2 separate regions of the Homo sapiens genome follow, and region 1 is linked to region 2. The links are chromatin loops, found by intact Hi-C in ENCODE. Cell type or tissue: PC-9. All regions are shown on one strand. Each heading gives the region's core, and the rest is flanking DNA. Links, peaks and the distances in the headings are about the cores only. Region 1 overlaps LOC107986023 (a long non-coding RNA gene). Region 2 overlaps LOC107986023 (a long non-coding RNA gene).

What was found. Hi-C counts contacts between places; a loop is a spot of excess contacts. Peaks named below come from ENCODE experiments on the same cell type or tissue, not always from the same donor. Only the 100,000 strongest peaks of a DNase experiment are listed, where the experiment ranks them.
Region 1: a loop joins it to region 2, with 2.1 times the contacts of the local background. A loop is called at or near these places in 4 of 110 quality-filtered maps.

What each region holds. Positions count from the first base shown.
Region 1 is chr3:130,783,385-130,799,948 of GRCh38, forward strand. All of the region lies in intron 2 of LOC107986023 (a long non-coding RNA gene), which reads right to left. Among named protein-coding and RNA genes, the nearest start is that of PIK3R4, 45 kb to the left of the region's middle. In PC-9, for the core only: no CTCF peak of the experiment used is centred there; no DNase peak of the experiment used is centred there.
Region 2 is chr3:130,842,233-130,858,796 of GRCh38, forward strand. LOC107986023 (a long non-coding RNA gene) reads right to left here. Exons shown (of 3, transcript XR_001740492.2): 2 at 6,616-6,767. It overlaps LOC105374108 (a long non-coding RNA gene), which reads left to right and starts at 2,603. Exons shown (of 3, transcript XR_924486.3): 1 at 2,603-2,706; 2 at 2,826-2,945; 3 at 4,353-4,438. It also overlaps a transcript of ATP2C1 not described here. RefSeq lists an enhancer at 7,950-8,029. In PC-9, for the core only: no CTCF peak of the experiment used is centred there; DNase peaks (open chromatin) are centred at 8,049 and 8,379; H3K4me3 peaks cover 1,739 bases; H3K27ac peaks cover 1,928 bases.

The sequences.
Region 1 (16,564 bases), core at 7,966-10,465, 58 kb before region 2:
CTTCAACCTGGGAGGTGAAGGTTGCAGTGAGCCGAGATGGCACCACTGCACTCCAGCCTGGCAGCAGAGCTAGACTCCGTCTCAAAAAGAGAGACAAGAAGCCAGCCCAGGAAGAGGAAATGGCAGAAGCAAAGCACAAAAGTAGGGAATTTACACAGTGAATTAAAAAAAAAAAAAAGGATTATTGTTAGTATGTTTTGAAGTTGATTTTTTTGATGAAATATTGTTGAGAATTTGGGCTTTTATTATTTTCTCAACATTGTTTAGCAGCAATAAAGCAATTTTTTAAATGCACCAATAATTAAATATTGCAGCTTTTAAATAATGTTCTTTATGCTTTTGTTTAATGGATTTTCTGGAGGTTGAATTGTTGTGTCTAGTCCTTGACCTACACAGTTTAATTATCCTTATCGACTGACTCATGAAATTCTATCTTGCGCAGTGGTGTGCTATAAATGAAGCTTTGTTCCTTTTGTGAAATTGAGAGTTCTCTGCCTTTCCTCCTGGCTCGTGATCAAGAATTAGGCTATATCTTATCCCACTGCCTGAAACAGAAACCTAGCAAGTTAGATGACTATGAAAAAGACATCCTGATATTTTATCAGAAGTCCAGACAATGATCTATCATATGAGATTCTTCTATATTATACAATGAGACCAGATTTCAGAATCAGGGTTAGGCATACCAGCAAAAAGAGGGGTGGCTGAGGTGGGGTAATTTCTGAACATTTCAAAGACCGGGCTGTCTCTTAAAATGTATCCCTCTTGCTGACTGGTGGCCAAGCAGCTATAAGAAAGTGCCATTCCTGTAGTTTGAGGCCTTTTTAAAATAGATGAACTCTGAGGCTCTTTTGCACCCTCAACTTTTAAAATTCCAAAACAGTGCTTGAAATTTTGAGGTTCCTGAGCTAAAATAGGCCTGTGTCTGTGTTTTTTCTCAGACTGCCCAGTTTTAAATTTGTGTGTATGTGTGTATTCAGAAAAAGAATAATAAACAAAATTTTAAAGGTTTTTTTTTTTCACTCTAGCTCACCCATCCAGGTTATCACTTCTTTTCACTGTCTGAGCTGCTTTTAAAAATAGTTCTGCTAGTTATACAAAACAAATAATATAAGTGATTCTTGTCGAGAGACATACAAATTCATTGTGTTTAGTGAAATGCAATTGATTATTACATATAGATGATTGATAGATGATATAGATAGGTAGATCTGTTTAAATCTTTTTTGCACCTGTTTAGAAATTTATTTCATAATTTTTTATTCCCTTGTGTAAGTTTCTGCTCTTTAAATGTCTTTTGAACTGGTCGTAGCATCTTACTGGTTCCCACTGTAGCATCGTAACTGGTTCATACTGATTAATGAGTTAATCAAAATATTTGACACATGTACATTTTATAGTTGGTTTTACCTTTTAAAAAATCTTTTAAGTATGCATTATTTTAGATCTCAAAAGGAGAGAGTTGAATGAATCATTAACTATTTATAATTTAGGATGCATTGCCACCTTTGATTCTGAAAAAGTCCTTTCTCTTTTTTTTTGAAGTGGAATCTTGCTCTGTCACCCAGGCTGGAGTGCAGTCGTGTGGTCTTGGCTCACTGCAACCTCCGCCTCCCAGGTTCAAAGCGATTCTCCTGCCTCAGCCTGCTGAGTAGCTGGATTACAGGCATGTGCCACCACACCCAGCTAATTTTTGTATTTTTAGTAGAGATGGGGTTCCATTTCTTATATGTTTGTTTTCATAATATTTTTTTTCCCATAGCTCACTTCTATTTTCTCTTCACCCCCAACATGGACAGCTGTTTTAATGAGTGTAATGGAAATCTTGTTATTTGAGTATGTTCTTGCAGCTTGGTGGTATTTTGTGTGTATATATGTTTTTAATTGAGGTGAGACATATATGAAAGTGCATAAAGTATACTAATCTTAGGTATAGGGCTCAATGATTTCTCAATCACCATATGTATATCCATGTAATCACCACTCAGTTATAGAATATTTTCAACACTGTAAAGTTCCCTTGTGCCACTTCCCAAGTAATACCACACCTACCACCTGCCCTACCTCCTCAGAGGTAACCACTATTCTGACTTCTATCTCTATAGATTAGTTTTGCCTGTTCTTGACACTTTATATATGTTCTTGAACATATCACACTGTTTTCTCTTCTGCATCTGGCTTCTTTCACTCATCATCATCCCTATAAGAGTCATCCATGTTACTGTGTATAGGAATAGTTTGTTAATTTTTTGTTGTTGAGTAGTATGTAGTATTCAATTTTATAAATATGCCAGAATGTATTCATTCTCTTATTGAAGATGAGAACCCAAACCATCTACATTTATACAGTTGACTACCTACCTTAGCATGACTCTACTATTTCACTGGCATCATCAGGATCATTTTACTATTTTAAGAAACTCTTGTCTAGGAAGATAAAAGTCACAAACCACTTTATTATTCATTCCAGGAAATTCTTGAAACTCTTCAATAGAAATCAACAAACAATAATTTACACCTTTAGTTGCTTTAAACCCTTTACCTTGCCTTGCTGTGTCCATCAATCCTAATTATCATATTCTTTTCTGCTCCTAACCAAGACCTACTCTCTTACACTGAAAGACCCACCTTAAAGCACTTCAAGCTATCAATAAATATCCTGACTTGGTCCTTACCACTCTGAGACACTGCAGAGACTCTGTCACACTACAGAGACTCTGTCACACTACAGAGACTCTGTCAGGATAGTTCTCGATTCAGCTTTGTCTTTATCAACAGGTAGTTTGAGTGATAATTTAGGGAGCCAACATTAAATAAGGGACAGTTGGCTTGTTTCTCATTTTTTGGCTTTTATAAATAAAGCTGCTATGGGGATTCTTACACATGTTTTTATGGACATAACCCCTTTCTCTTGGGTAGATATTTAGGAGTGGGATTGCTCACTTGTATTCTAAGTTATCTATTTAACTCACTGGAAAATTGGAAGATATCCCCTAAAATCAAGCTTTCTGGCTTTTTTGAAAACCTGGAAAATACTTGGCAATACTGGGCCAGCATTCCTCATTGTCACAGTCAGCTAGAGCTGAGTAGCAGCTCATCACTAGACAATGATGAGCTCTCCTCTCTGGCTCATCCACCCAATTTCCCCATGTAAGTCATCTGTCTGTCTGCTTCAGTAGGAATGTTATTAATAGCTGGTAACCTCTGTTCTAACCATAGGCTTGGAAAGGGTAACTCTTTAAGCTTTTATTAATTCTACTCCAGTATAGATAAGCAAGAGTGGTTTTTATTGAAAAGGAATAGGACCATCAGGGGCTGAGAAATGAGGCCCCTCTGCCACTGATGGGGGAAAGCAGCAAGAATAGAGAGCAAAGATGACTTTGGAAATCTTGATCTATTTTGCGATTTAATCCAGAGCCAATGCTCTCTAGAAGGAGACTGGCAGTGGAGAAATGAGAGGAATCAAAACCAAAAAAGACCTAAATCAGTCTCCCTTACTTATTATCATCATAAGTAACATTTATGAAACATTTTTTGCACTTAGGGTATTGCAGATGTAAAGAAAAGTTAAAATAGCTCCCTACTGTTGAACTGAAAGAATTTAACCCAAACCAGAGTCCTTTATGCTATAAAAAAAGAAATAGGTCATTAAAGACTAATACAGCTTCTTTTTATTTTGGTAGGTATGTGAAGAGAGCAGAACAGAAATCAAGCGTATTTCCACATAATCAATGGGGGCTCATCGACTCCAAGGGCCTGGGATAAGACTCTATGCTAATTGAATAAATTTTTTCTTCCTCAGAATGGGTTTTTTTTTCCCTCCCAGCCTATTAAGATAATGCTTGGGAGGCATGTCTGTGCTTGGTATAATAAGCCTATTAAAAGGAAGTGGTCTGTCTATACCTGATACAGAGTTGCAAAAAAGATGTCATTCCTTCCCATAACCCTGCATCCAGGGGAAGGAGAAATCAACTCTTGGCCTTCTTTATAAACTTATGCTAAAATTGCTTAACCCTCCCATAAATAAAATTTGTGTCTACCTGCTTGGCCTGGTATGATGGTCTTAGGGCAATTGAGTGGTCAGTGAGGGAAAAAAAGTGAGGCTTGAACCATCTCGTTCTCATATTGGCTCAGCCTATTCTGTGTACTAAACCACAGAAACACCCGCAGGAGAAGGAGGGTGGCTAGGGGAGAGATGGAAACATAAAGACCCAGGATGCTGGGGCACAGCTCTGGTAGTATAGAATCTTCTGTTTGTCGTGGTAGCTAAGAAGATACTGTCTTCTGATAGGTGAAGGGAGGGAGACCATATATCTGAATTGCACTTACACTGTTTAAGAGCCAAATAAATCATATCCAACATCATTTGTCAAAGAGTTTGACGTGAATTGAATGACTCCATCAGATGTCAACCATGAAGAAAGATAAATGAGAGGGCTTTTCACACCAGGCTAATTGTTAGCTGCCCAGAACAACCTTGCGGTTTGCAGCTGCGGTTTGCAACCTTGCAGTACTTGACCTCCAGACTGTCAAAGTGCATGATCCTCAATCATTCAGGCCAGAGCCTGCTGCTGTTAACCCTCTCCAGGCCAGGCCAGGCTATGAAACATCTGAGCCTCTGTCTCCAATTTCTACTCTGCCTTTCTTTCTCTGATCCTCTGCAATGTCTTTCCAGGTTCTCTCTACTCCTACCCAGTATCCAGCTTCAGCCTGTCAGTCAGCCTGAATCCTCATATTTCAACCCACAAATTTGTCCTTGAGTTAGTCACCAGTCTCCTTTGTTCAAGTTCTAACAATGCTCAACAGTCAGCCTGAACTCCCTGGGTCTCCTCTCGAGAATTGTTTCAACAAGCAACCAGGCCAAGTTTCTTGCTTCCCATGTAGATGTTGGAAAATATTACAATGAAAAGCATCCCAAGATATTCCTCCAACCTAAGTCAGAAGCCCTTAGCCCTTTATGTAATTTTTGTTGTTTAAAAACTTTATCAACTGCTTTCTTTATGCCAAGTGTATTAGTCCGTTCTCACATTACCATAAAGAACTACCTGAGATGGGGTAATTTATAAAGAAAAGGAGTTTAATTGGCTCATGGTTCTGCAGGCTGTACAGGAAGCATGGCTAGGGAGGCCTCAGGAAACTTAAATCATGGCAGAGGCAAAGGGAAAGGAGGCACATCTTACATGGCCAGAGCAGGAGGAAACGGGGGAAAGTGCCACACACCTTTAAACAACCAGATCTCGTGAGAACTCACTATCATGAAAACAGCAAGGGAGAAATCTGCTCCCCTGATTTAATCACCTCTCACCAGGCCCCTCCTCCAACACTGGGGATTACAATTTGACATGAGATTTGGATGAGGACACAAATCCAAACCATATCACCAAGCATGGTACTAAATGTTAGTTTAGGCATTAACTCATTTCATTGACATTTCCATGTTTCTAAAATGATGTATCCTCAGCAAACTGATGCTTGGGACAGTTCAAAAAGTTATGGTATGGGATCACTTATGTTTTTAAAGTGTGAAGTATAAGCCAATTTCCTTAGCTACCTCAGTCATCAGCTCCAGTGAACTAAAATCAAGTGAGGCCTTTACCAATGAGTTTGTGGGAAACGTTGAGGATATAAAACACATTTAGGAGATATTAGAAGCATCATACAGAGAATTAAGTTTAATGCCCTCCATTTTCTGTGCAATAACCTGTAGCTGCCGCCCCTCAAAGCTCATCAGTTTTGGCTGGACAAGATATTTCTTTTTGAGATCATAACCACACTTAAACATTTATATTGAGCCCTACAATTTAATAAATTTATCTAACTCAGTCTCTCTGAGGAGTCAGCCTCGTCATAACCCACGTGTAGAAGGACTGAATGAAGCTGAGCCCTAGACTAAGCAACCCCATGGGAGTCAGGAGACATAGGTGCTACACAGTCTCTCCCACCACTAGCGCTGTGACCTTATGAGAGTCACAACATCTGGGAACCTCCTTTCATAATCTGTAAAGTTAAGGGAGAGGTTCAAATAATCTAAGTCTCTTCAGTCTAACATTCTATCATCGTGTTAATCTCCTATCACACGAGTTATGCAGTCACCACATGAAAATGCATATAGGAGCCAGGCCAAATAATGAAATGGCTAAATGTTGGGGTGAAAACAAAACTGGGCTTGGGGAGGGAGGAATTTAACACAAACTCCCCTAATCCCCAATATATTCTCCAATCTCAGGTATGGACAATTGATGTTTTCTCATCTTGTATAAAGTGCTAAGTAAGCACAGCCTCATGATAGCCTTCCACTTCCAGCCACAGTGTCATGCCAATCCCTCCATTATAGAAACCCTGGCGCTGCAGCTGGCCAGGAGTGGGAACTGGAAGTGGTAGGACTGTGGCACATTAAATAGCATGTACCCCATTTGTAGTGGACCTTGTTGGTGTCCCAGCTGGAACCTACAGATCTCTTTCACCAGCTGCGTGCCCTTCCCCCACTTCTTACATGCTTTGCTGCTAATACTTCACCCGTGTGGCCTTCAGAGGCTTGCTCTTGGGCCCTAAAGTTAATCACTGATAAGGACGAGGGAAGAACTTGGTGATTATGCTGTCTCCTCTTCCTGCAGGGGAGGAGGGTATATAAAAGCTCAACTCCTTTAACACTAGGAACAATAAACTGAGATATCATTTGTTTTAGTCTGTAACTTCACCTGGAATCACACCCTTACTGGGCTTCTCCCCTTCCTTATCATGTTTCCCAACTCCCTTATCAGTTTCTCTTGGGAGCACTTTATTTATTTTTGTTTTTAAGGCAGGGTCTTGCTCTAGAGTGCCGTGGTGTGAGTGCAGTGGTGTGATCACAGCTCACTGGAGCTGGAGTGCAGACTGGAGTGCAGTGGCGTGATCCCAGCTCACTGCAGTCTCAACCTGCCAGGCTCAAGTGATCCTCCTGCCTTGGCCTTCCACCGTGCTGGGATTACAGGCATGAGCCACCATGTCCAGCTGGGAACACTTTTTAAATAAATCACTCACACCCAAATTCTTGGCTTAGAGAATCTTCTGGGAGAACCTGATCCACAATACTACCTAAATGCATTCACATGCATCTTTTTAAAAAGATTACTATTCTGTCACATGAGGTGTATCAAAAAGTCAAATTTAGCCAGTAAACTGCCAGTTTAAAATGTCTGATTTAATCTAAGAAAAACTTTTATTCCCAGTCCAGTAAAGAAAGCAAGAAACTTGACAAAGGTACTGAAAAATTTGACAAAGATGTTGAGAGTCTCCAGAGACCTGTATATCTAATGCCTATGGCTATTACAAGCTCTTAAGCTTCCTAATGCATTTGGTTCTTTCTGCTCTATATATCAACATCTGCTATAAACATTGAAGAACAGAAACAGAGTGCTGTAATTCTTGGGCTGGTTTATGATGCAGAGTAGAAATCACTTATTCTTCTATATTTTAAAGGCCCTGTAGTATTCTTCGTATTAATAATGCCTAACATTTGTTTAATGTAATATACTATTCAAGTACTTTCTAATACATGACCCTGTGCAATCCTTACAATGTTTCTGTGAAGTAATATTATTGTCCCTATTTCACAGATGAGGAAACTAAGGCTGTGAAAACTGCAAATCAGAAACATGAGTCTAAAGCGTGGATGTTTTTCCAGCATATAGAGCGTAGGTGAAAGACCTACTCTTTCAAGATCAGAAAACTGCTGATTCCAAACCATCTAGTTTGTAGCGGGAGAAGAGTATGTGAGAATTGAGATAGAAACAATTAATAGGGAATGTAAAAAAAGGGAAAATAAGATGTTTCCAGGAGAAACCAAAGAAGGTGATATTATGAAGATTTAAAAAAATAAGTAAAATAGAGAGGAGGCAGAAAATGATGTGCTCCATAAGAAAGGTGGAAAGGTAGAGGGAGGAAAGTTTGGTGGAGTCAGATGAAGAGCCCACTAAGAAGATAAGTGGGAAATGACAAAAAAAGGAAGGGTCAGAACTGAGGCTGGTTGGGTCAGTTTTGAGGGTAACAAAAACCATAAACAATATGCACTCATTGGGCAAGCCAGGTGTTAGGGCTGTCCTGACAGACATGAAGGAAATCCAGAGAGCTGTCTGCCAGCCTTAAGAGAGGTAGACAGCTAATAAACTGGCCAAAGACTGGGCCAAGTCAGGAATGGAGAGGTTTGGTAGTAGGCAACAGGCTATAGCAAGCTGCAGAGTCTGCAAGCTGATAAGGAAGCAAAGATTGCTTAGCAAGCTAGGATCAGGAGCTCCAACATCAGGTTGTGGGAATTCTTTCCCATACATAAGTTCCAAAAAAAAAAAAAAAAAAAAAAAACCTATCTTGTGCAGGAACTATGCTTTGAGAGAGCAAGAGGTGATGTTGAAATACATACCCAATCATGAAAACTGAGGTCTAAGGCAAAGCAGATCAAGTCTGAGCTGCAGGCCAACAGGATGCTGATCTGGCCTTAAATTTTTCTTATTTGCTTGTCAGTTTGATCTTAGAACCTGAAGTCAGCTGTAAGACTGTGGAGCACAGTGGTTAATAGTATAGACTCCTAGAGTTCATCTGCCTGGATTCAAATCCTGGTCCCACCACTTGCTAGCTATATAGCCTTGGACAAACTACTTAACTTTTCTGTGTATCAATTTCTCCATCTCTAAATTGGGGATAAGAATAGTATCTTCTTCATAGGATTGTTAGGAAAATAGCATTAATACATGTAGTAGCTAGGAGGGAGGTTCATATGGTATACATTAAATAAGTGTTACCTGTTATTTAGAGTAGAGCCTGTGACTGGTATGAGGGAAGGGACTATATGGCTAGGAAACCAGACAGGCTATTACAAATGGGGAGAAAGGAAAAAAATCCTTAATAATCATTATAGTATACCGAAGGCTGTCAGGTAGCTTTGGAAAGGGATTGCAGACACTGTGAGGAAAAGTCACTGTCAGAATTTTATAGTTTTGTTTTTCTCAGTGGCCTTGAATCTTCACTATGCTGAGAACATATCCCAATCTTTACAAGTCTTTAAAAGGTCAGGAACTTGGCAATAAGGCTGCACTTTGTCAGCCCTTGTTTTTTGTTTTGTGCAAACACAAAGAACTTCAATCCTATTAATACCATGAGTCATACAAACCAGGACATTTTCTGTAACCTGTCCTGAGTTCCATAATCTTTCACCTGAAAGTAGATATACCTCTGAATTGGGCCAAGGATGGAATCGTGATTTAAAATGTGTGCCTTTTTAAACAGGAAATGATGGAGATAGCTTTTGTCATGCCAAAGTAGATTCAGAGAGGCAAAGATTTCGCTAAATTATTATTACATATATGCATAAATTAATTACAAAAGCTTTTGGTCAAAAGCTTTTATCTGGGAAAAGAAAAAGGAAGCCATGGCTTTAGCTTCATAAGAAGACAGGGTAGAAGAAATGTAACAATGAGAGGGATCCTCAAGTACCTAGGAATAGGAGGATATTGTAGAATCACACACAGTAGGATTTGATACTCACCTAACACTGATTTTGGAAGTCCATGGCATGTGATAAACTATGCTAATCACATTTATATCATACATAATTTTTCCTACCATAGATGTAGTTTAAATGCTAACATCACAAACTATTTGAAGATTAGCTAATGGTTCAGTTTTTCCATTATATGTGATATTACACTAGCAAGCCATGCACAAAGTTGAATTAAAATATTAATTTTCTAAGAGTTCTGGGAGTTGCAAGTTTTATTTCCATAGATATTTAGCACCTCCTAAAAATGAGCTATGACTGCTGTGATGGTTTTAGTAGAATTCCCCTAAAACCTCTTATTTTTTTCCAGACAGTCTAGGTTCTGGCTAACGCAGGAGTGGCATAGAGCTAAATGAAAGGTAGCAAACTCATTTGCTGAAACCATTTTCCCAGTCTGAAAGATAATGACAGTGGCAGCCTCGCATGGGAAAAGGATTTGAAGATAACCAATAAACCAATCTGTGCACTTGCTGAGAATCATAGATACAATATGATCTGACAATGGGCCAGCCAGCCATGATCCTCAGTAAACAAACATTTCTGGAGGGTTTACTGCACAAAGGGCATGCCATTAGGTGTGGTAGGAGATCTAAAATAAACACAACTCATAACCACTACCCCTGAGAATGTTCTTAGCCCATTTTGTGGAGAACACAAACATACTTGAAAATGTGGCAAAACTTCAGAAGGGAGGACCTCTGTATGTCCATTAGGACTCCCTCTTGCAAGAAGAGAAAATAAACTTGAACATTAGAAAAAACTTGGGCTTATATCTCAGGAAATTCAAAGATCAAGTGGGCTGCAGTTGGTTTGCCTGGTAAACTCTGCAATGTCATCAAGGTCCTAATTTCTTCTTGTTTCTCTACTCTTCCTCCTTTAGGCCAACTTCCCTCATTATCCTGAAATGATTGCCACAGTTCCAGGCTTCACCTCTGAATATTACACCAACCACTCTGAAGAAAGAGAATGTATTTCCCAGCGATTTAAATAAGAGTCTTGAAATTTAGTTTGATTGGGCATCTTAAATCCCACGACCACCTGCGTGGTGGATATGTTCATTAACATAAGGAAATTGGGATCCACCCCTGGAATGAGGGAAAGAGTGAGATTCCCTCCCAAACAATTTTGGGCTATTTGAAGGAGGGATAGATAAGCATAGAAGATTCTGGGTACTATTAAAAAGGGAAGGCTGAGCACAGTGGCTCACGCGTGTAATCCCAGAATTTTGGGTGGCCAAGGCAGGTGGATCGCTTGAGCTCAGCAGGAGACCAGCCTGGGCGACATGATGAAACCCCGTCTCTACCAAAAAATACAAAAAAGGAGCCGGGCATGGTGGCACACGCCTGTAGTCCCAGCTACTTGGGGTCTGAGGCAGCAGGAACTCTTGAGCCCAGGAGATTGAGGCTGCAGTGACCCAAGATCGCTCCACTGCATTCCAGCCTGAGTGGCAAAGTGAGAACCTGTCTCAAAAAAAAAAAAAGGGGGGGGGGGTTGGGGGTGGGGAAGAGGAAATGGACATTGTATAGGCAACTACCCATGTCCATTCAGGAAATTCTGCAATCTCTCCTAGAATTGGGTCTAAGATTTCACAGTTAAAATAGTGACCATTTTGTTGAGCATAAACCCCTCATTGAGATTTAATTCATTTTTCCTTTATCCAGAATACAACTGAAATGGTATGAATTCCTATTTGTCTTCATAACACCTCCTCATGTATTTGAAGAGGTCTATTAGGTCATGCCTTCAATTGTCATACGTCTATTTCAAATAATTCGAATTCCTTTTATTTCTTAAAACTTGCTTGAGAACGACCTGTTTTTCTACTTCAGGATACGTACTTATCTTCTTTGGGTGCTCTTTAGTGTCTTAGAATGTGTTGTTAAAGCAGAGTAACAATCTCAGTGGAGTCCTATACTTGCTATAGCTACCATTAACTGAGTACTCTGTGCTGACAGAGTCTATGTGGTTTTCATACTTTAGCTAATTTAATGTTCCTTACAATGTAATGAGATAGTACTCACATTTTTAAGATGAGAAAACAAGACCAAAGAGGTTAAGTAACTTGTCCTAAAGCATGCCATAGCAGAGATTGGATTAGAACCCAGTATTCTCTGATTCCAAAACTTACTCTCTTTACGTTAAGCCAAACTGCCTCTAAAACACTCATCTTCTAGCTTGAGCAATGCTAAGTATGATTGGTGAATAAAAAATATTCCTGCACATTATGTAAATATAAGGAAAGAATAAGTGCCAGCACCTGCAAACCTATCACTTAAAAATTATTCCAAGGTTAAAATATTAAAACAATCTATCCTTCTTCAGTATTCAAATTGTGTCCCACAAATCACTTAATTCTCCTCTAAAGTCAGGTTTATGAAGTGGTGTGGGTTGAATGCATTATAATATATCAATGATTAATGATTTCCATATGCTAATAACATTTTTATAACCCTACTTCGAGTCTTGCTGATTAATTTTAGACAAGGTTACTTAGCTTTCAAAATATAAGAAAATGAATATCCTTTGCTTTAAAGTCAGTAGAAATTCACTGATGAAAGCAGTTATCGGAAGGGGTTAAAAAGGAAAAATGCAAACAATTATGTAATGTTGAGTTTAAGTGAGGAATAGGGGATAAAGGGCCTCAATTGAAGCCAAGCCAAAAAAAGTAATTAGGCTGCACATAATTGTCAGAATGAACTGGAACAAGAAAAATGAAAAATCTGGTCAGGAAAAGAGAGAGACACATCATAGTGCTGTCACCTACATTAGCACAAAATTATCTTCTGGGTGACATCCCTTTTCCCCTCTCTTAATGAGGAATGCAGCTCTTCATACATTTGCAAATACTTCTGACAGTCTTTACTTGGTCTTACTCCTAACAATCAAAGCACTTCTTTTCCAAATGCTTTTTAGATTTTCTTTTCTCTAAAACCACCAACAGAACATATACTAAATAGGATTCTGTCTGGGTTACGTGACTCCAAGAAGAACATTTGGCCTTGGTACCCTTTTAGAAGGAAAAGAAACTTCATCCCGTATTACATAAATGGAGAGACTCAGTTAATTCAATCCAGATATTTTTATTTTCTGGAAACATTTTTAGTTACTAAAAAAAGTTTTTAAGTTTTTCTGCTCATTGTAACCTATTTTTCTGATCCACTATATATTTACTTATTATATAAATATTATAATAATCATAATGTTTATTATATAATAATTATACAAAACAATGTCCCCCTTTTATAAAGAAACATACACACATTTCCATTAGCCTAACAACTCAACTATTCTTTTCTCATGTCCGTTTCCAGTTTGTGTCTTTATGGATATAAAACTTAAAATTTGTTGAAATTTTAATACAAATAAAATTTTGTATTCTGCCTTTTTCATTTAGCATTGGTTGATAAACATTTTACATATTGCTATGTGAACATCATGAATATTTTTAATAATTTCATGATAATTCAATTAAAATAATGTTCTATAATTTACCCAACCACTTCTCTATTGTATGCACAAAATATTTTCAATTTTTCCTGATTACAAATGAAGCTGCCATGAATTTTATCCTGCATAAAACTTTCTCTACATTTTGATATTTTCTTTGGACAAATTCCCAGATATTTTGCTATAATTTTTAAAATGTGCCTAAGTCCATTTGGTCTATACCGTTGCTCAAGTCTAATGTTTCTTTTTAGTTTTCTGTATGAGTGCTCTATCTATATTGAAGTCTCCCTCTATTATTGCATTGCTGTCAATTTCTTCTTTCAGATCTGTCAATATTTGCTATAGATGCTTATGTGCCCTGATGTTGGGTGCACAAATATTTACAGTTATTACATCTTCCTGTTGAATTCATCCTTTATCATTATGTAATGAACTTCTTTGTCTCTAGAGACAGTTTTTGAATTCAAGTCTACTTGTTTGACATAAGAATAGCCATTTCTGCTTTCTCTTGGTTACTATTTGCATGGAATATCTTTTTCTATCCCTTCATTTTCAGTTTGTTTGTCCACGAATTGAAACAGAGTCTTTTGTAGGTAGCATACAGTTGGATGCAGTTTTTGTTAATCTATTTGGCCATTCTGTGTCTCTTTTTTGGGTTTAGTCCATTTACATTTAAAGTAATTATTGATAAGAAAGTATTTACTATTGTCATATTGATAACTGTTTTCTGTTTGTTGTTGTTGTTGTTGTTGTTGTTTGTTTCTTTGTTTGTTTTTGAGACAGAGTCTTGTTCTGTTGCCCAGGCTGGAGTGCAATGGCGCGATCTTGGTTCACTGCAAACTCCGCCTCCCCGTTTCAAGCGATTCTCCCACCTCAGCCCCCTGAGTAGCTGGTATTACAGGCACCAGCCATCATGCCTGGCTAATTTTTTTTGTATTTTTGTAGAGACAGGGTTTCACCATGTTGGCCGGGCTGGTCTTGAACTCCTGACCTCAGGCGATCTGCCTGCCTCGGCCTACCAAAGTGCTGGGATTACAGGCGTGAGCCACTGCACCCGGCTCATGGTTTTTTTGTTCCTCTTTCTCTTGCCATTTTTTTATATTGCTAGGTTTGGGTTCCTTTCTCTTTTTCTTTTGTGAACTTCTATAACTATTTTATTTGTGGTTACCAAGGGCCTGATATAAAATATCTTATACTTTGATAGTCTATTTTAAGCTAATAACAATTAACTTCCCTTGCATGAAAGAACACTCTGCCTTTACCTCTCCTCCCCCTGTGTTATATGCTATTGAAGTCATAATTTGCAACTTCTTATAGTATATATCCATTAACTTTTTTAGTTATAGTTGTTTTTAATATTTTTGTCTTTTAATTTCCATAGTAGGATTATAATGGATTTACCCACTACTGTTATGGTAATAAAGCATTCTCTTTTTTGTCTTCTTTGCCAATGAGTTTTATACTTTTTAATGCTTTCACACTGCTGTTTAGCATTGTTTCATTTCAACCTGAAGAACTCCCTCCAAAAGACTCCTAGATTTGATTAATAATTTCAGTAAAGTCTTAGATTAAAAACTCAGTGTACACAAATCAGTAGCACTGTTATACACCAACAACAACCAAGCTGAGAGCCAAATCAAAAACTCAATCTCAATTCCTTTTACAACAGCTGCCAAAAAATAATTAAAATACCTAGGAACATATGTAACCAAGGAGGTGAAAGATCTCTGCAAAAATAACTACAAAATACTGCTGAAGGAAATCATACATGACACAAACAAATGGAAACACATCTCATGCTCATAGATTGGAAGAATCAATATCATGAAAATGACAATGCTGCCCAAAGCAGTCTGCAGATTCAATTCTTCTCAAAATACCAACATCATTTTTCACAGAATTAGAAAAAAAATCCTAAAATTTATATGGAACCAAAAAAGAGCCTGAATAGCCAAATCAATCCTAAGCAAAACGAATAAATATGGAGGCATCACATTACCAGACTTTAAATTATTCTACAAGAGTATAGTTACGAAAACAGCATGATACCAGTATAAAACTAGACACATAGACCAATAGAACAGAATAGAGAACCCAGAAATAAAGCCAAATACCTACAACCAACTGATCTTTGACAAAGCATTAAAAAAATATAAATTGGGGAAGGGAAACCCTATTTAATAAGTGGTGCTGCAAAAACTGGCTAGCCACATATAGAAGAATGAAACAGGATCTCTATCTCTCCACCTTATACAAAAATCAACTCAAGATGGCTCAAAGATTTAAATCTAAGCTCTGAAACCATAAAAATTCTAGAAGACATCCTAGGAAAAACTTTTCTGGACATTGATCTAGGCAAAAAAATTCATGACTAAGACCCTGAAAGCAAATGCAACAAAAACAAAAATAAATAAATGGGACCTAGTTAAACTAAAATGCTTCTGTACTGCAAAAGAAATAATCATCAGAGTAAATGAATAATCCACAGAATGGAAGAAAGTATTTGCAAACTATGCATCTCACAAAGGACTAATATCCAGAATATACAAGGAACTCAAACAAATCAGCAAGTAAAAAAATTCCATCAAAAGTGGGCAAATTACATGAACAGACATTTCTCAAAAGAAGTTATACAAATGATCAACAAACATATGAAAACATGCTCAACATTGCTAATCATCAGGGAAATGAAAATTGAAACCACAATGAGATACCACCTTACCCCTGCAATAATGGTCATGAAATAAAACTCAAAAGACAGTAGATCTTAGTGTGGATGTGGTTAAAGTGGAATGCTTATACACTGTTGGTGGGAATGTAAATTAGCACAACGTCTATGGAAAACAATATGAACATTTTTTAAAGAACTAAAAGTAAATCTACCATTCTATCCAGCAATCCCACTACTGGTTATCTATCCAAAGGAAACGAACTCATTATATCAAAAAGACACCCGCATATGTATGTTTATTGCAGCACAATTCATAATTGTAAAGATATGAAATCAACTTAAATGCCCATTGACCAATGAGTGGATAAAGAAAATGTGCTATATATACACCATGGGATACTACTCAGCCATAAAAAAGAATAAAATAATGTCTTTTGCAGCAACTTGGATAGAACTGGAGGCCACTATTGTAAGTGAAGTAACTCAGGAATGGAAAACTAAATACCATATGTTCTCATTTATAAGTGGGAGCTAAGCTATGGGTATTCAAAGGCATACAGAGTAGTGTAATGGACTTCAGAGACTCAGAAGGAGGATGGTGGGAGGTGGGGTGAGCTATAAAAACTTCATATTGGTTGTGGCTCACGCCTGTAATCCCAGCACTTTTGCAGGCCATGGCGGGCAGATCACGAGGTCAGGAGATCGAGACCATCCTGGCTAACAAAGTGAAACCCCATCTCTACTAAAAATACAAAAAATTAGCCGGGCTTGGTGGTGGACGCCTGTAGTCCCAGCTACTCGGGAGGCTGAGGCAGGAGAATTGCTTGAACCCGGGAGGTGGAGCTTGCAGTGAGCTGAGATCGCGGCACTGCACTCCAGCCTGGTTGACAGAGCGAGACTCCGTTTCAAAAACAAAA
Region 2 (16,564 bases), core at 7,040-9,539:
GTGATGATAACACAGGAATAGACATGCAGAGCATCTGAAAATAGATTCAAGTTGTTATGGACTGAATTGTTTCCCTCCCTAAATTTATGTGTTGAGGTCATAAACTGCTGTACCTCAGAATGTGATGTTATTTGGAGATAGGGTTTTTATTTGGAGATAGGAAGACCATGTGAATATACAAGGTGAAGATGGTCATCTAGAAGCCAAAGAGAGAGGCCTCAGAAGAAACCAATCCTGCCAACACCTTGATCTCAGGCTGCTAGCCTCCAGATTTATGAGACAAAAAATTTCTATTGTTTAAGCCACTCAGTCTGCAGCACTTTGTTATGTCAGACCTGGCAAACTAATACACAGTATATACTAGAAATGAATAAATGATAAATGTGGAATTATAATTCTGTGGAGAATGAATATATGGGGCTAGGAACATCACCTATCCATTTGCAAGAAAGTAGAATAGGGCTGGCGTAGTGGCTCACACCTCTAATCCCAGCACTTTGGGAGGCCGAGGCGGGAGAATCACGAGGTCAGGAGATCAAGACCATCCTGGCAAACACAGTGAAATCCCGTCTCTACTAAAAATACAAAAAAAAAAAAAAAAAAAAAATACTAGCCAAGCGTGGTGGCAGGCGCCTACAGTCCCAGCTACTTGGGAGGCTGAGGCAGGAGAATGGCATGAACCCGGGAGGTGGGGCTTGCAGTGAGCCGAGATCAAGCCACTGCACTCCAGCCTGGGTGACAGAGCGAGACTCTGTCTCAAAAAAAAAAAAAAAAAAAAAAAAAGAAAGTAGAATAGATCTCTACTTCATTTCATATACAAAAATACATTTTAAATGGTGTTAAATATCTAAATGTAAAAGACAAAGCATATTAGAAAACATGGAGAAAGGCTGGGCATGGTGGCTCACGCCTGTAATCCCAGCACTTTGGGAGGCCAAGGTGTGGGGTGGGGGAATGGATCACCTGAGGTCAGGAGTTCGAGACCAGCCTGACCAACATGGTGAAACCCCGTCTCTACTAAAAATATAAAAATTAGCCAGGTTGTGGTGGTGTACACCTACAGTAATCCCAGCTACTCAGGAGGCTAAGGCGAGAGAATCGCTTGAACCCAGGAGGTAGAGGTTGCAGTGAGCTTAGATTGCACCACTGCACTCCAGCCTGGGTGACAGAGGGAGATTCTGTCTAAAAAAAAAAAAAGAAAGATAAATATTTTATAACATCAGGGTCAGGGAAATCTTTCTTAGCAAGTCAGTTAAACCCAGGAACCAAACACTGGTAAACTGGACATGCATTAAGGGTGGTAGCAGCCCTGTGGCTGACAGGATAACTTTGAGCCAGGTGCCTAATGCTGCAATGAATGAAGAGCCTGCCAGGGAAAGAGAACACTCTAAACAACTGTCAGGCCCAGAGAGAATGAGGCCAACTTACAACAGCACCAGCCAAGTGAGAGCTTTCTATTCACAGTGTCTCTCCTTCCAACCCCTGCCTTTGCCCTGGCAGCTTCAGAAATCTCAGTGAGCAAGCTAGGAGAGGAGGAGAAATGCGAGAGTGAGACCACTCCTCTCTGTTCTGCTGAAAGTAGTCAGTGCTCAGTAGGTTTCAGCTAAAGTGAAGTGAGAAGGTCAATCATGTTGAAAATATTTTCTTCGACTAGGCTATATCAAATTGAGACTTGCTTAGGATGAAATTATTGTAGGATTTTCTAGTTCCTTTGAGTAACTAAAAAAGTCATGCAGCCTGCTCCAAAATTTACTCATATACAGAGGAAGGTGCACACACACACACACACACACACACACACACACACACACACAGGTCATATATAAAGGGATAGTAGGAGTAGAAAATAATTTCTTTTTATAATATCACCCCATGACTTCCCTGTGTTCAGTGAAGAACTTACACACAGAAAGAACTTACCTAGTGAGAAAAAAAAATCAGGGGGAACCTATTCTAGATAGAAAAGTATGGAAACCCCCTCCAAGCAGGTATGATTTAAGCTGAGGCCTAAAGAATGAAAAAGAAGGCAGCTGCATACAGGGAGAAGGATTGCTATTTTTTAAAGGTACAAACTCAAAGAGCCAAGAGAACAGGAGTGAAAATAAACGCCAATCTTCCGCAAAGAAATTTCTATCCTCTCCTTAATGGAGTAAGAAGGGGTCTGGTCAAAATGCTTCTTAACAATTGCCAACCAACCACCTTGTTTCTGCCCCCATTTCCAGAATTACTTGGTCTGCCAATTCTGGAGCCTTTGGGGAATTCTGTAGTGCAAATTGGGTTTCTTCTCTGTGTTCCTTGCTGTTGCCTTAACCTTCAGCTCATTTGTTAAGTGAGTTACCACTTGTTCTTCTGTTCCCTGGCTTCCACATTGTTACCATCTGTGCTAAGTGTTGGGGACAAAATGGTGACTGAGATGAACAAGATTCCTGCCCTCATGGAGCTTATGTTCCAGTAGAGGAGACCAAAAAAAAAAAAGAGTAAACAAATGAATTTAAAAATAGCAAACTGTCATGAGTATTAATGGAAGAAACTCACGCAATTAAAATTGGAGTTTAAACTAAGCCTCTGAGAGAGTGTTGATTTTGCATTCCAAAACAGGTACTGGACTCTTGCTAATTAAAGTAAGGTACACGGAAACAGAACATCAACATCATCCTAGAACTTGTTAGAAATGCAGAATCTGGGGCTCCATCCCAGACCTTCCAGGTAATTCATATGCACATGAAAGATTGAGAAGCATTATAGTAAAACCATATTTTTAGTTTTCATATAGAATTATCAGTAGCATGCCCACCAATTTGAAATTACCCCATTTTCCTTAAAAGGAAAAGCCTCTTTCCTCTTCTTCTGGGTTGGTGCTAGGCCTCCCAGAGGAGCAAATCATGACTGATGGGGAGAAGAAGGCAACACAGCTTCAAAGACCTGCCCCAAATCCATCAAAAACAGTAAGTTTGCTGGGAGATTTGAATGTTTCTGTTAAAGGAATAATTTGCAATTCCATCCTGAGTGGGAATTCTCAAGACTGGATGAAAGAAGATAGAGTTAGAGGATTCATCCCAAACCATGGGCATGTTGGAGACAAAGATGAGCAGGTTGTACTTGGCGATGGGTTTGAGAAAGGATGTGATTTGGGAGATTCTTGGTGGTAAGGGGGTTCCCTGTTTCAGGTTTAGGATCCCTCCATCCCAACTTGAAAAGGATGAGAAGCTAGTGGCAGAAGAGGGAGAAGAGGGGGCATTGGGTAGAGCTGGCTCTATTTTTTGGTCCTGGGCCTAAAGCAAGAGTTGATTTCCCTGAACTAAGGCTACTAATAGCACCACTGTACCTTGACAAGAGAAAATGAGTGAGAGAGAATGTGGGAGCAGTCAGATATCAAGTCAAGATATCACCTGATGAGAGGCCCATGTGAAGACTGATATGCAGGAATTTCCTTATGGGAAAGTGGCTGCAAAAAAAGAGATGGGCATTGGCCTGAGGAAAACCACCCCTACTGGGGAAGTGTGTTTTAAATTGTGGGCCTGCTGGAAGCTCTCAAAGTGCTTTAGCAAACAGGGCATCTATCTTTCAAACTCCACCTGGGAAATCCCTCTACAGCCATGTCCCTACCTGATAGCTCCCAAACCAGTGGCTCTCAAAGTGAGGTTCCCAGCAGCATCAGCATCACTGGAGAAGTTGTTAAAAAAGCAAAATCTCTGCTCCTCCCGCAAGACCTACAGAATTAGAAAGTCTGAGGGTGGGGCCCAGCCACCTGTGCTTTAACAAGCCCTCCAGATGATTCAAATGTATGTTCAAGTTTGGCCTAAACTATGCAGAAAATGTCTTTTTTTCTTCAGTGGAGGACAAGTGTCTCATGAGCGTGGAAATATTGTTAAATTTGAGAAATTAATACTTGAAACCGAAGAGCAAAAGGCATAAAAGTTGCACAGTTTATAGAGCAATTAGAAACATCAAAGTTGCTGAATGATGGTTGTAATGGGAATATAGAGGGATTTTTGAAAGTGAATTTTGGGAAAGTAAAAATACACCATCTGCAGATGTAGGATAATTATTCCCTATGTGGTGAGGGCACTAAGAAAATGTACTGTGAAGTAGCAGAAGTGCTTTAATCATGCAATAAGGTGGAATCTGGTGCTGCATAAACTTGCCCTGATGAGCAATATTAAATGCCTCCCATTCCTCTCTTGATTGTATTTGATGCTGTCCTTAGGGGAGTGTAAGACTGGACCAGTATCTACAGATCTAGTGGGATGAGAGTGATTTCTCAGTAGAATTCATAATAATAAATGATTTCTGTTTTCTGAGCTAGCAGCTTCTCCATCATCCTAACTGCCGGCCCTTCACTCTGTATCCAGGCTGGATTAATTCCCAGAGAATGGAGTCATTTTCCTGATGGGAACTCTTAGCACTGATTGGAAGGAGGAGATTAGCGGGCTTTTCATTTTTGTCCTGATGCAATTTGAAAATCTCATCAATTCAAAGGTATCCTGGAGACACTGTTTCTCAATTCTTGTTTCATGTTTCTCAACCTGTATTTAACCCTTGGATCCAATTCTTTCTTCTTTGTCATTCTCTTTCAATGAATATGCATTGGTATATGTTAACTTAACACCTACTGTGTGCAATGCACAGTGCTAGATGACTTCACAAACCTACATTTTCATCCTATCTTCTTTAACATTTGAAAAAGAATAAACTGTAAAATATCTTTCTGCTCACTCCCTTACCACTATTTTTCCTGGTGTTGGCTTTGCCTCATTATGTTGCTTTTCAAGTGAAGAATTTGGGATTCCCCATACTTTAAGCCATTTGCAAAAAAGCAGATTATTATTAGAAAGCACAGAGAACACACAAATATCCTTTCATTGTGGGATTACAGCCTTAACCTATGACTTTCCTGGATTCATGGTTTCTGTTAGTTATTTTTCTATCGAGGACGAGGGGTGGGAGTGAGTTCTGCAAAATAACAGATAACTGCTTCCACTCTTTTTTTTTTTCTTTTTCTTTTTGAGACAGAGTCTTGCTCTGTCACCCAGGCTGGAGTGCAATGGCGTGATCTCGGCTCGCTGCAACCTCTGCCTCCCAGGTTCAAGTGATTCTCCTACCTCAGCCTCCTGAGTAGCTGGGATTACAGGCACACACCACCACGCCCAGCTAATTTTACTATTTTTAGTAGAGACAGGGTTTCACCATCTTGGCCAGGCTGGTCTTGAACTCCTGACCTCATGATCTGCCTTCCTTGGCCTCCCAAAGTGCTGGGATTACAGGCGTGAGCCACCGTGCCCGGCCTGCTTCCACTCTTTATTGTGCTACTTTGCAGAGGGCAAAATATACCTCATATACTTGTGGAAGAAACACTGGGCCCTTCAGTCCTTGCAGATATAGATTGTAGCCACCAGGACTCTGGTCAGCTGTCTTTCATCAAGGCACCTGAGCCACAGGGGCAATAAAAAATGGCACGCCTTAAAAAAAAAAAAAAAAAAAAAAGGGCACTTCTCCAAGCTGTGATGGCAGAGATGTCCATACTGTAAACTTAAGGAGACTATGCCTACCACCTGAGAAACAGGGTGCATAAATTCCCACATTCATATTTTATTAAATATAGACGGACCATTGAAACCTATGTCAAACAGAAACTGAGATTGTAGTAGTTTTCAAAAATTGGGAAGCAGAATATCTGTATCTACAAATACAGCTTCTTTTTAGCATCACCAGAATCATTTCATAAAGGAATCTTTAAGAGGTAGGTAATGATATGAACATTATTTATAGAGAATTCAGGACAGGAGGTTGTATGATTGTTTGAGAAGACGTACTTGCTCTCCAATCGTAGTCTGCAAATTCCTAGCCATCTGTATTTGTATTTCTCTCTCTTTTTTTTTTTTGGAGACAGAGTCTTGCTCTGTTGCCCAGGATGGAGTGCAGTGGCACGATCTGGGCTCACTGCAGCCTCCGCCTCCCAGGTTCAAGTGATTCTCTTGCCTTAGTCTCCCAAGTAGCTGGGATTACAGGCACGCACCACCACACTCAGCTAAGTTTTTGTATTTTTAGTAGAGACGAGGTTTCACCATGTTGGCCAGGCTGGTCTCAAACTCCTGACCTCAAGTGATCTGCCCGCCTTGGCCTCCCAAAATGCTGGGATTACCAGTGTGAGCCACCATGCCTGGCCTGTATTCCTCTTTAACAAGGTAACACCATGTCTTTCCTTCTTCAAGTTAATAGGTCCTTGAGAATTCATTTCTGGGAGTGGGTTAAGTGGTTCTGCAGTATACAGGTTGGATACAGATACTGGAGTCAGGTTTACCTGGTTAGAATCCCCTTCGCCTCTGTTTTTGCAGCTGTGCGACCTCAGCAAATTGTTACCTTCTCTGAGCTTTAGTTTACCCATATGTTACTGTAGGATTACATGTGATAATACATGTAAAGACTTTAGCACATCACCTGGCCAAAGGGCCCAATTAGTATTAGATACGATTTATATTCGTTATCAATTAAATTCCTAAAGGAATTTTAATTGAATTTGTTTCACCCATTTTTCTTTTTTGTGCTTAATCTAATAGAACAGTTTTTGTTTGGGGATGCTGCATTTCTCCCTCCCCATTTCTTTTCATCACTCACCTCAGCCCCAGAAAAAGTGATCCTGAAACAACTGTGGAAATGAAGTCTGCTTTGTGTTCGTCTGTTGGGAAAAGATTGGATCACCAGTCATGCTGTGGGTGTTTAGCAGGCTGCTGGCTTCTGCCCACAATAAAGAGGCATCTCTGAAGGTTCTGATATTTTTAAAAAGAGAAGCAAAAGGGCAGTTAGTGGATCTCAAGGGTTCGTATGAACGACACATTTCCCTGCCCCCACAATCCCTAGGGCTGCCTCTCTTTCCAGGGCTTCAAGTTGGCCCAGGGTATCTGGCTTTCTATACTTCTTGTTTTTCTGGGTCATGAACTGGCAGGGAGCATGCAGCACTGTGCCCTTAGCATTCAGGTGTTTCACAAGCACACTGCTTCTCTCTTGCCCTCATTAGAGTCAGCTGTCTCCAGCATACAGAGAAGGACGTGCAGAGCCTCTGTATGCATGTAGCATGGTGCACCTGGAGAGGTGACAGAAGGGCAGGGCCTCCTCCTAGGAGCCAGCTCCAGTAGCAATATGTAAATGACTTCTTGGAATTGCCAGGCTGGTCCTGGTGAGTCTGGAAGATCACCTTGCTAGTGGGCCCAATGCCAACCTGACAGATGGCCTGGGCTGCTTGCAGCACAACCAGGTTTAGGCCATCAAGTGTGTTCCCTGAAGGCAGGTGACCCATCCAGGAGTGTCAGGGAGGCTGTCCAGGGGGACAACTAAGGCTGCAATGTAATTTCCCCAGCTCTGCCTACCTCCTCTTCCCCGCAACTTGCAGTGCTCTCTAGGAAGAGGGAAAAACCAGGGCTTGCTTTCACCCTTAAAGAAAACTCTGGGTCACATAATTTTTGTTGATGTCCAGTCTGTTTTCTACATGACAGCCCCTCACAGAAGTGACCAAATGTTTCCATCAAAGGAACCAGCTACTGTAAAGTTTAAAAGGATAATAAAATAGTAATGTCTATTTGGGGCCCTAGTTTAGAAAAACCCTGTGATCTCTATAAAGTATTAAGAAAATATTGAACTTTCAAATTTTATGATTTCATGTCCTCTAAGACCACAGACCTCTTGGCATTATTTTTCTTTTGTTCTTTTTTTTTTAAGCATGAATCTTTTTTTTAATAAGAGTTAGAAAGTAAACATAAAACATTTTCTCTCACTTACATTCATAGTTTTTAAAAGCCTAGGGAAAGTTAATGTTTCTGAATTCAGCCTGTGGATTTGAGATAAGGATTCAAGGAGAGAAGGCTTTTAACTCAGAACAGAATCTGTTTGCAGCTATTGTTCAATTAATGTAAAGTATCTGGTTACTGGGCATGTTGCATAATGCATCACAGTGCAAGCCAAACGTTTTCAGTGCTGACAACGAGCTCCTTGATAACAATGAAGAGTGAGGTAATTTGTTAAATTTTTTTGGAAGTCCCCTATAACAGTCTTCTCAAGACTGAATGAATCAACACTTTCCAGCTCAGACCGCAACTGAGCTGTGTGTCTGTGTGTGCGCATGATGATAAGAAATCTAGAAGGAAACTGGGAAAACCACATCTCATGCCCTGTTTAAGAACTAGAAAAAGTGTCAGAAGAATTAAAATTAAGCCTCACGAGAGTCTGTGGGTATGGAAAGTCACCAGCTAGCTAATATTAACATAGCTTGCAACAGAACACTGTTGCTAGAAATAGGACAGTCGCATCACTACCACTAAGCAATTTGCATTCTGTGGACCAGCCCCTGAATTCCTATTGCCCTTTGGGCATTGCATTTCTGGACGCTTCTAGACAGTGTTCATACTTGGCTGTCTGGTTTCACCAGGAACTCTACCCAAAAGAGGAAACAGCAAGGAGAACATTTGCTTTGTTTGTAGGAGGGAAGTTGTCGAGCTACAAACAAATCTTTAGGCATCTGAGGAATTGCTAAGTTTCTAATTTCATATGGTTGCTGACAAGGAGGTGCAGACAAGGACCCTCTTGCTTTCCTCACTATGGATAGTCTGTTGCCTCCATCTAGATTCTCTTATTTCAAAAAATATCCTCTCCATGCAATTAGGAGATATTTATCGACGCTGAGAAACCAAAGAGCCGAAGAACAGGTATCATTTTGTTTATATTATCTTTAAAATGAACGGGTGCTTGTTCCTTGTTGCTTTTACGTCGCTTAGTGATTTCATTTGTGCTGGTTTACATGTTTATAGGTACAGGTCAGATCCTGCTTGTGGCTGTTCAGACTTGGCAATCAGAAAGCAAGCAGGCTTGTGAGAATTTATTTAAACTTGGAACATTCAGATCCTGAGATTAAGCGGAGTTCTGTAATGAAGCCACATGCTTTCTTTCTTCTAAAGAGCTACTCTATCAAAGTTAAATTTTGAATTCTTTGATCATTTTCCAATGCCTCAGATACAAAATTTGACACTATTAATATCTCAACAAAGAAAGTATCAGACCCTAGAAGTACACTTGTCTTCTTGTATTTATGGTTATGTTTACATAGCCAGAATTTGCAAAACAAAAAACATTTTATAAACTATAATAACCTTAAACAGATCATTAACAAGCTATAAAGATCATTCAGAAGCAGTTGGTCATTTTTGTGTGTGTAAAAGGTAGGAGGTAGAGCACTGCCATATTCAGTCTTTTTAGCCAATCAAAAGCTATGATTTCCAGCAGGAGACACTATCACTTGGGAATATAAGCATTTTTAAAACTGTTAAAATGTCTGATCACATCTCATTTAAAATCATGCAGTCATTTTTATGGTGTGAGATTTATATCATTCCATTTCTTTGATCTCCAAAAAAGACATTTCTAAAAATGATTTTTATGAATTTTACCAAATTGTTAGAAGAAGTAGCAATATCTGATCCATTTAAATCTAGTGATTCATTTAGGAAGAAGTGTGGCGGTGGTATACAAATGTGAAGGACAAATGTATAGCCATACCAAAGACCCAGCAGTCATAAATTGCTTGTGCATTGTGCTTGTAACTAGAACTGCAAAACTATGCAGGAGATATCACCAGTGTCCTGTATTTTTTTCTCCTTTGTGATATGAGATGACCCACTTAATAAAACACTTCCAGGAAATGCAAGATAGGTTTAGCAGACAGAAAATCCTCTCATGACAGGTTTCCCAAAAAGGCAATGCATAATTTGGAAAATAAAAATCATTGCTACTGTTTGAGAGGAAACTGCTTGTATGCCCTGCTTTAATAATTTTACAAGGGCCAGAAATTCAAACAGACTCTGTTCACTAAGGGAGCTAGGCTGGTCCAGTTTATCTTACTTAGGCAAGGTGTCACCATTAAAAGACCAACTTTTGGTTTCCAAGTTTCAGCCTGCACTTGCTTTTGATGTAGAAAGCTAGAGAACCAAGTGGTAGGGCTGTATAAGTTTTTGTTTGCCAATCTTTTAATGTTCACGGGCTTCTTCAGGCCTCATTTATTATGGAAGGAAGAGAGGTGGCTGAAAGGATGGGAACACAACTGTGGAATGTGAATTGAGTGATTTTTTTTTTCTCAGTATTGTAAGTTTTCAGAGATGTGGCTATATTGCTTGTGTAGTTCTATGGTTCTTTGTTTTTAGTTTATTGAAGAAGTATTACAAAATGCATTCAGAAGACCATTAGAATTTAACATAAAACCTCTGACTTGGACAGGGTGGGTAGTCCCTTCCCCAGTGTACAACCATTTGGGACAACCTAGGAACAGCTGGGAGTGAGTATTATGCTGAGTTCTTAAATTCTTATATAAGTGAATTGAATAATTAAGAGAAATAATATATTTGATTTCTTTTTAAAGCCAACTACAGCTCTGCAGACCTAATGTCTCACAGAATTAGAGAAATTAGGTCAGAGTTCATCATAACTAACCTTGAAAGCTTGTTGGGAAGTTATAAAGGAGGTTAATAATGTCTACAATCTTATGACCTGCATATTTGTTGCCTCTAATCCTTACATTCTTGTATAACTAATCCTTGATATAAAAGTGAAGGGATTGAGACTTAGAGCCCTTAAGAGCCCTTGCCCATGCAGCTAGAAAGTACCAGAGGAAGATGTGAATTTCTATCTCATGGCTTTAAATTTTATTCATTTTACCACGCTTGATCCCTGAACAATCTAGTAATAGCAAAATATCACCCTGCTAACTTTTCTCCTTGAGAGATTTCTAAAATTTCCTATATTCACATAGCACTGTCATAATTTTTACTGTTTACCACATCTGTATGATTAATTCCTCAATATTTTTCTGTATTTGTACTTAAATCACATTATTAGAGTTTATTTAGAAAAAAAGTTCATATCATGACTGTAAATGGAAAACCATTGTCATTAGCCGTAAGTAAAAATAATTAATAAAAGCAAAACAGTATTAAATTCTAGGTAGATACTATTGCCTGTAAAACCTCCAAGCCTGAAACCTGCTCATTTGTTAATAAGGAAGATTAGCTTTTAAGAGAAAGGTTAGAGCATCCTAGGAGCCAACTGAGAAAGTTTCCTGGGTGAGGATGGAAAGGAATTAAAAGGTAGATAATGTTTTTCAATCCAAAATGATTCAGTGTTATTGAATGTAGTGTCTGCATGCCACTTAAAATCTTCTCCCACCTCACTTAGCGCTGCTAAGTACCAACCATGTTGACTTCCACATACTTGGGGAATATTATAACAGAACACCATCTGCTTCTTTACTTTTGCACATTTAAATGAACTCCCCCCTCTAGCCTAGAATTCTCTCCTTTACTTACAACTTGCCCTCCTGGAGGTCTCCTGTACATCCTTCAATACTTGGATTAAATGGGCTCAGTGAAAAGCTTTCTCCAGTGCTGCTGGGAAGAATGAAGTCTTCCTTTTCCAAGATATTTTGTTTGCTTCAGACACAGCCCTTACTACATTCTATGTAGTAAATCATGTGATTTCATGTCGATATTCGTGCACCCATGCACACATGACACTGGATGTTATCTTGTTCTTTGTTCCCTGAGGCATACTGGAGCCTGGCAGATACTGGTGTAAAGGTGACCCACACAACAGGCAGAGGGTACACACTGGATTGACTGTGACACAGACCTCCTTTGTTGTTTTTACTAGGCCTAGAAGTTCCCCATACCCCTTTTCTGTGGTCCAAATTATGATCATTGTTACACTCACCTTGTTCACATATGCTTTATTGTTTAAAACTTCTCCTAGTGCTCTTCTCGCACTTGGTGTCATACAGACAAGAAGATTTGACATGAGGGTTGATTTGTTTGGTAGCTTTTTCTGGTGGTGGTAGTGTTATTCCTGTGATACAGCCATCAATAGGTTGGTAGGTTATTTATCAAATTGAGAACAAATATTTCATCCTTTGCTTCCCTAGATTCTCTTGCAGCAAGTGTTTCACAAAGCCAAATCCCCACATATGTAGAAGATTAACAGCATTAATGAGATGAAGATGCTGAAGGTTGGGAAAATTTGTTAACCTTTCTCTCAGAATTATTCAAATGGTGTGGTAGTAACAGTGGTGGTGGTGAACGTTGGGCAGCCTGAGCCTAAATGGAGTCTCAGATGAGTTTGAGTAGGTGTGCTGAACGCACGCATAAGGGTGTTTGGTTTCGGTTATTTTATTTTGGTCTGAGGGCAACATCCAGCACCTGGCTCAGATGTTGGTGTCTAGTTTATAAGGAATGAGTGAGACTTGCAGGCAATGTTCCCCTAAGTACTAGAGACTCAGCAGCCTGATCTGTGGCTCAGGTGATCAAGCGGGACACTGAGTGTGGAAGGGAGAATTTGCTCCACTTCTGGGCTGACTATAGTCTAGCTTTAGCCTGGAGATGCCTGCCAAGAACCAAATACCTCATGAACCCCTGGGGAGTACTGCTCTTAGGGGCCAGCACCCCTGGGCTACATATGGGTGCTAGCACCAAACAATGAGAAGACAGTTTGTCAGCTCATGTGGGACAGTCTACTCTCTCTCCTTGGGTGAGTTCTTCTATTCCCATGGTTTCAAACACCTATTTGCTGAAAACTCCCAAATGTTTATACCCAGAGCACTTCAGCCTTGCATCCAATCATCTACTTGATATCTCCATCTGAATGTCTTGTGAATGTTGCAGACTGAATGTGTCCAAAGAGAATTCCACAAGCTCCAAACATGCTCCTCCCCAGGTTTTTCCATCAATCAACACAAAAGCTCAAACCAGAAACCTGGGAGTCACCTTGGCACCTCTCTTTTTCCCTTTCTCCCCCTTACGTCCCCTTCCTAATCCTTTAGTAAGACTTCTAAAATAGTTATTGAATTCTCCATCTTCACCCTTCTAATCCTGCCAACCATCTTTTCTTACTTGAACTATTGCAATAGTTTTCCAATTCGTGTCTCCATGTTCACTCTGGTTATCCTACAATCTGTGTCTCCTGTAGCAGTCAGAATTTTCTGCTTTAAATGAAAATCTTATTTTAGCTCAATGCGGGGAATATGATATTATTTTGTTTGCTAGTTTAGTCCCAGTGCTAAGCATAAATCTGGCACATAGATGATAAATTAATGTAATTGAATGGAAAAAGGGGACTTTGTAAGTATTAGAGAAGCCGTGGGGTTGGAGGGTTCACGGGGCTGAGGTGTTTTTATGCAGGTGAGGGTAAGAGATGGTGAAAATAGGGTTATTATCCTTAGTAAGCAGAGGCTGTTGAGATCTAGGGGAAATCATGTAGAGGAATTTATTTTACAGACGTGAAACTAGTGTCACAAACTAAGAGATTTGCCCAAGCTCGCATGGCTCATCTGTGTCAGTGCTGGGATTAGAATTTGGTTCGCTTGACTCTCATTCTGTTATGTATAGTGAACCCCTAAGCAGAGATGTAGAAAAAGGCCATATGAGAAAAAAACTCTACAGGATGGGTCCAGAGAATAGGTGATGCCTGAGGGTCAACTTGTCAACTTGTCAATAACAAATAAGACGTTTTGATGAGAGACTGAGGCAGAGCAGAGCCTGCTCTTTTTTGCCTTGTCCCTCAACTTACACTGCCCTTCAGCAGCCTCGCCAGTCTGAATCCCCACTTCTATGTGTCCCTGCAGGAGGAAAGCCGAGAAGGAGTCAGAAAACACAGGCCAGCTAATTTAATCTACAAGAATTTGGGATGACCTGTACCAATGTCTCGCTCTCTTGAACAGAGATTTTTTTTTTCCTGATTGAGAAATACCATTCAAGGGCTGATCTGACAAGTCTTGCCTGTTTAACAGTGAATCTGCTTAAAATGAGGAGAGTGGTCTTTGGGCCCAGGGGGCATGTACTGTAGCTACATTTTAATTACAGAGTAGAATCAAATTTTGTTTTGGAAGCTGTTCTAAAGTTTCCTTTCAATGGCTTAAGAAAATGTTTCTAGTTGGAACGGGATCACTGGAATTTTTTTTCTTTGCTGCTCTGTTTCTTAATGAATGCTAACCTCAAAGTTGCACTGTTAAATAAATATTTGAATTTAATTTGAATTTTAGAAACTTATTTCTGCATTTTGGCTCTCATACTTACTCTGAATGATACTATAAAAATTAAGAACTCCCCATTCCAAAGAAAACTATATTGAGATTTCCAAGGCTAAATAAGGATTTGAGGTTGCTGATGTAGGCTCTGATTCTCTAGGTAAAATGATAGACGTTTCACTACAACTTGATTTAAGAAATGTTTTTAGCTCCATAAAGTCAGTAAGTTGGTTATATCTTGAGTGTATACCAAAGCTATTCATTGTAAAAAGTCTTTTTGAAAAGTCATGAAATGCTATCCATTGTCAGTTCAAATGATATTTGAGGGGAAACTAAAAGTGCTTCTCCATGTCCCCTTAGCCCCATGCTTATGATCTTTCATTGGCTTCCATTTGCTTTTTGGATACAGACAAAGCTCCCTAATGTGGAGGGGTTTGTGTGGTCCAGCTCTGATTCTCTCCCTGCTGCATGTTGACCTTGCCCCCTGTGCTTGTGCTTGAGTAGAAAAAATTTCAGTCCTTCACAAACAGGAGGAAAAGATTTTCCTTGTAGAACTTAATAAATGTTATCTCATTTATACCTAGTGTTCCATTATTGGAACAATAAGCATGTGGGAGTTATTTACATCCTACTGCTCAAGGCCATCGCCAAGGTCTGATTGCAAAAATTCAAAAAATTGTAACTTTGGGCACAAATGGGTTAAGATAGAGGACAGAGAGTCTATGCCACTCCTGTGGAGGAATTTGTATAATTATATATAGGTAACATTGACAGTTAAATTGTGACAACATGAAGTTGAACTTTAATATTTCTGATTATTAAATGTGACATTAAAAGTGGAACTATTTTATTATGGTAATGACAACCTTTTCCTCTATCTGAAGGGAGAAATTTTTTAAATGAGCTATGTATTTACCAAAAAATAAAAAGCTACCAATGGTTTTTCACATTATCTACAAGATGCCTGAGAGTTATCATTGATAGCTTGCATAAAGATAAATGGCTTTCTAGTTGTCAGCAACCACCCTCATGGTCTTTCTCTCTCCCAAATATGTCTTCACTATCTAAGAAAATATCACCATCCTGATATTTAGGCAGAGGCCTAGGTTCATCTTTGGTGCTTTCTGCTCCCTTAGTCAATATTTAATCTATCACCAACTCCATTCAATTCTACCCCTAAAAAACTCCCAAACCGGTTGGTCTACTTCCCTCTTTCACCACCCTAGCCCAAAGACCGTCATTACTTCTTGCCTGAAATACTGTAATACCTTCCTCATTGGTCTCCCAGTAATCCACACTACAGTCAGAGAGGTCTTCTGAACACTACCACCTAGCCCCATGCTTATGATCTTTCACTGGCTTCCATTTGCTTTTTGGATACAGACAAAGCTCCCTAATGTGGAGGGGTTTGTATGGTCCAGCTCTGATTCTCTCCCTGCTGCATGTTGACCTTGCCCCTCTGTGTTAGTTAGGGTTCTCTAAAGGGACAGAACTAGAGGATATTTGCATATATGATGGGGAGTTTATTAGGAGAATTGACTCACATGAGTCACACGATCACAAGGTGAAATCCCACAATAGGCCGTTTGCAAGCTGAGGATCAAGGAAGTCAGTCTGAGTCTCAAAACCTCAAAAGTAGGGAAGCTGACTGTGCAGCCTTCAGTCTGTAGCCAAAGGCCTGAGAGCCCCTGGTAAATCACTGGTGTTAAGTCCAAGAGTCCAAAAGCTGAAGAACTTGGAGTCCGATGTTCCAGTGCAGGAAGCATCCAGCATGGGAGAAAGATGAAGGCCGGAAGACTCAGCCAGTTTCCTCATGCCACTTTCTTCTGCCTGCTTTATTCTAGCTGTGCTGGCAGCTGATTAGATGGCGCCCACCCAGATTGAGGGTGGGTCTGCCTCTCCCTGTCCACTGACTCAAATGTTAATCCCCTTTGGCAATACCCTCATAGACACATCCAGGAACAATACTTTGCATCCTTCAATCCAATCAAGTTGACACTCAATATTAACCATCACACCCCCTGTTCTCTGAACCCTAGCTATAGCACACTTCTTCTATGTATGCAAGTTTCCCTGCTACTTCCTGGCTAGGGCATCTGTTCCAATAATCATCTTTCTATCCTCCCTCAGTTAGTATCTACTCTTCCTTCAGATTTTAATTCAATATTAACTCCTTTAGAGCAGCCTTTTCTGACTTTTCCACCTTGCTTCATTACATCCTTTGAAGGCACTTGGTAACTGTCCTTTGCTGTATTTATCCTAGTAGCAATTTCGCATCTTTCTGTGGGGGCTATTTGATTCCCGATGTATCCCAGGTGACTAGCAAAGTGCCTGACAGATGGAAGGCACTGAATACAAGTTTGTGGAATTAGTGAATGTGGGGAGTAGGGGTGCAATGAATTCTATCTTGAGACTGAAGTACTTGAAATAATCCTGGATGTTAGACTTTGTGAGGAAGATACATGACTGCTTTTGTATATGTGTTTGTGTATGTGTTTTGTAAGAATCTTAGGG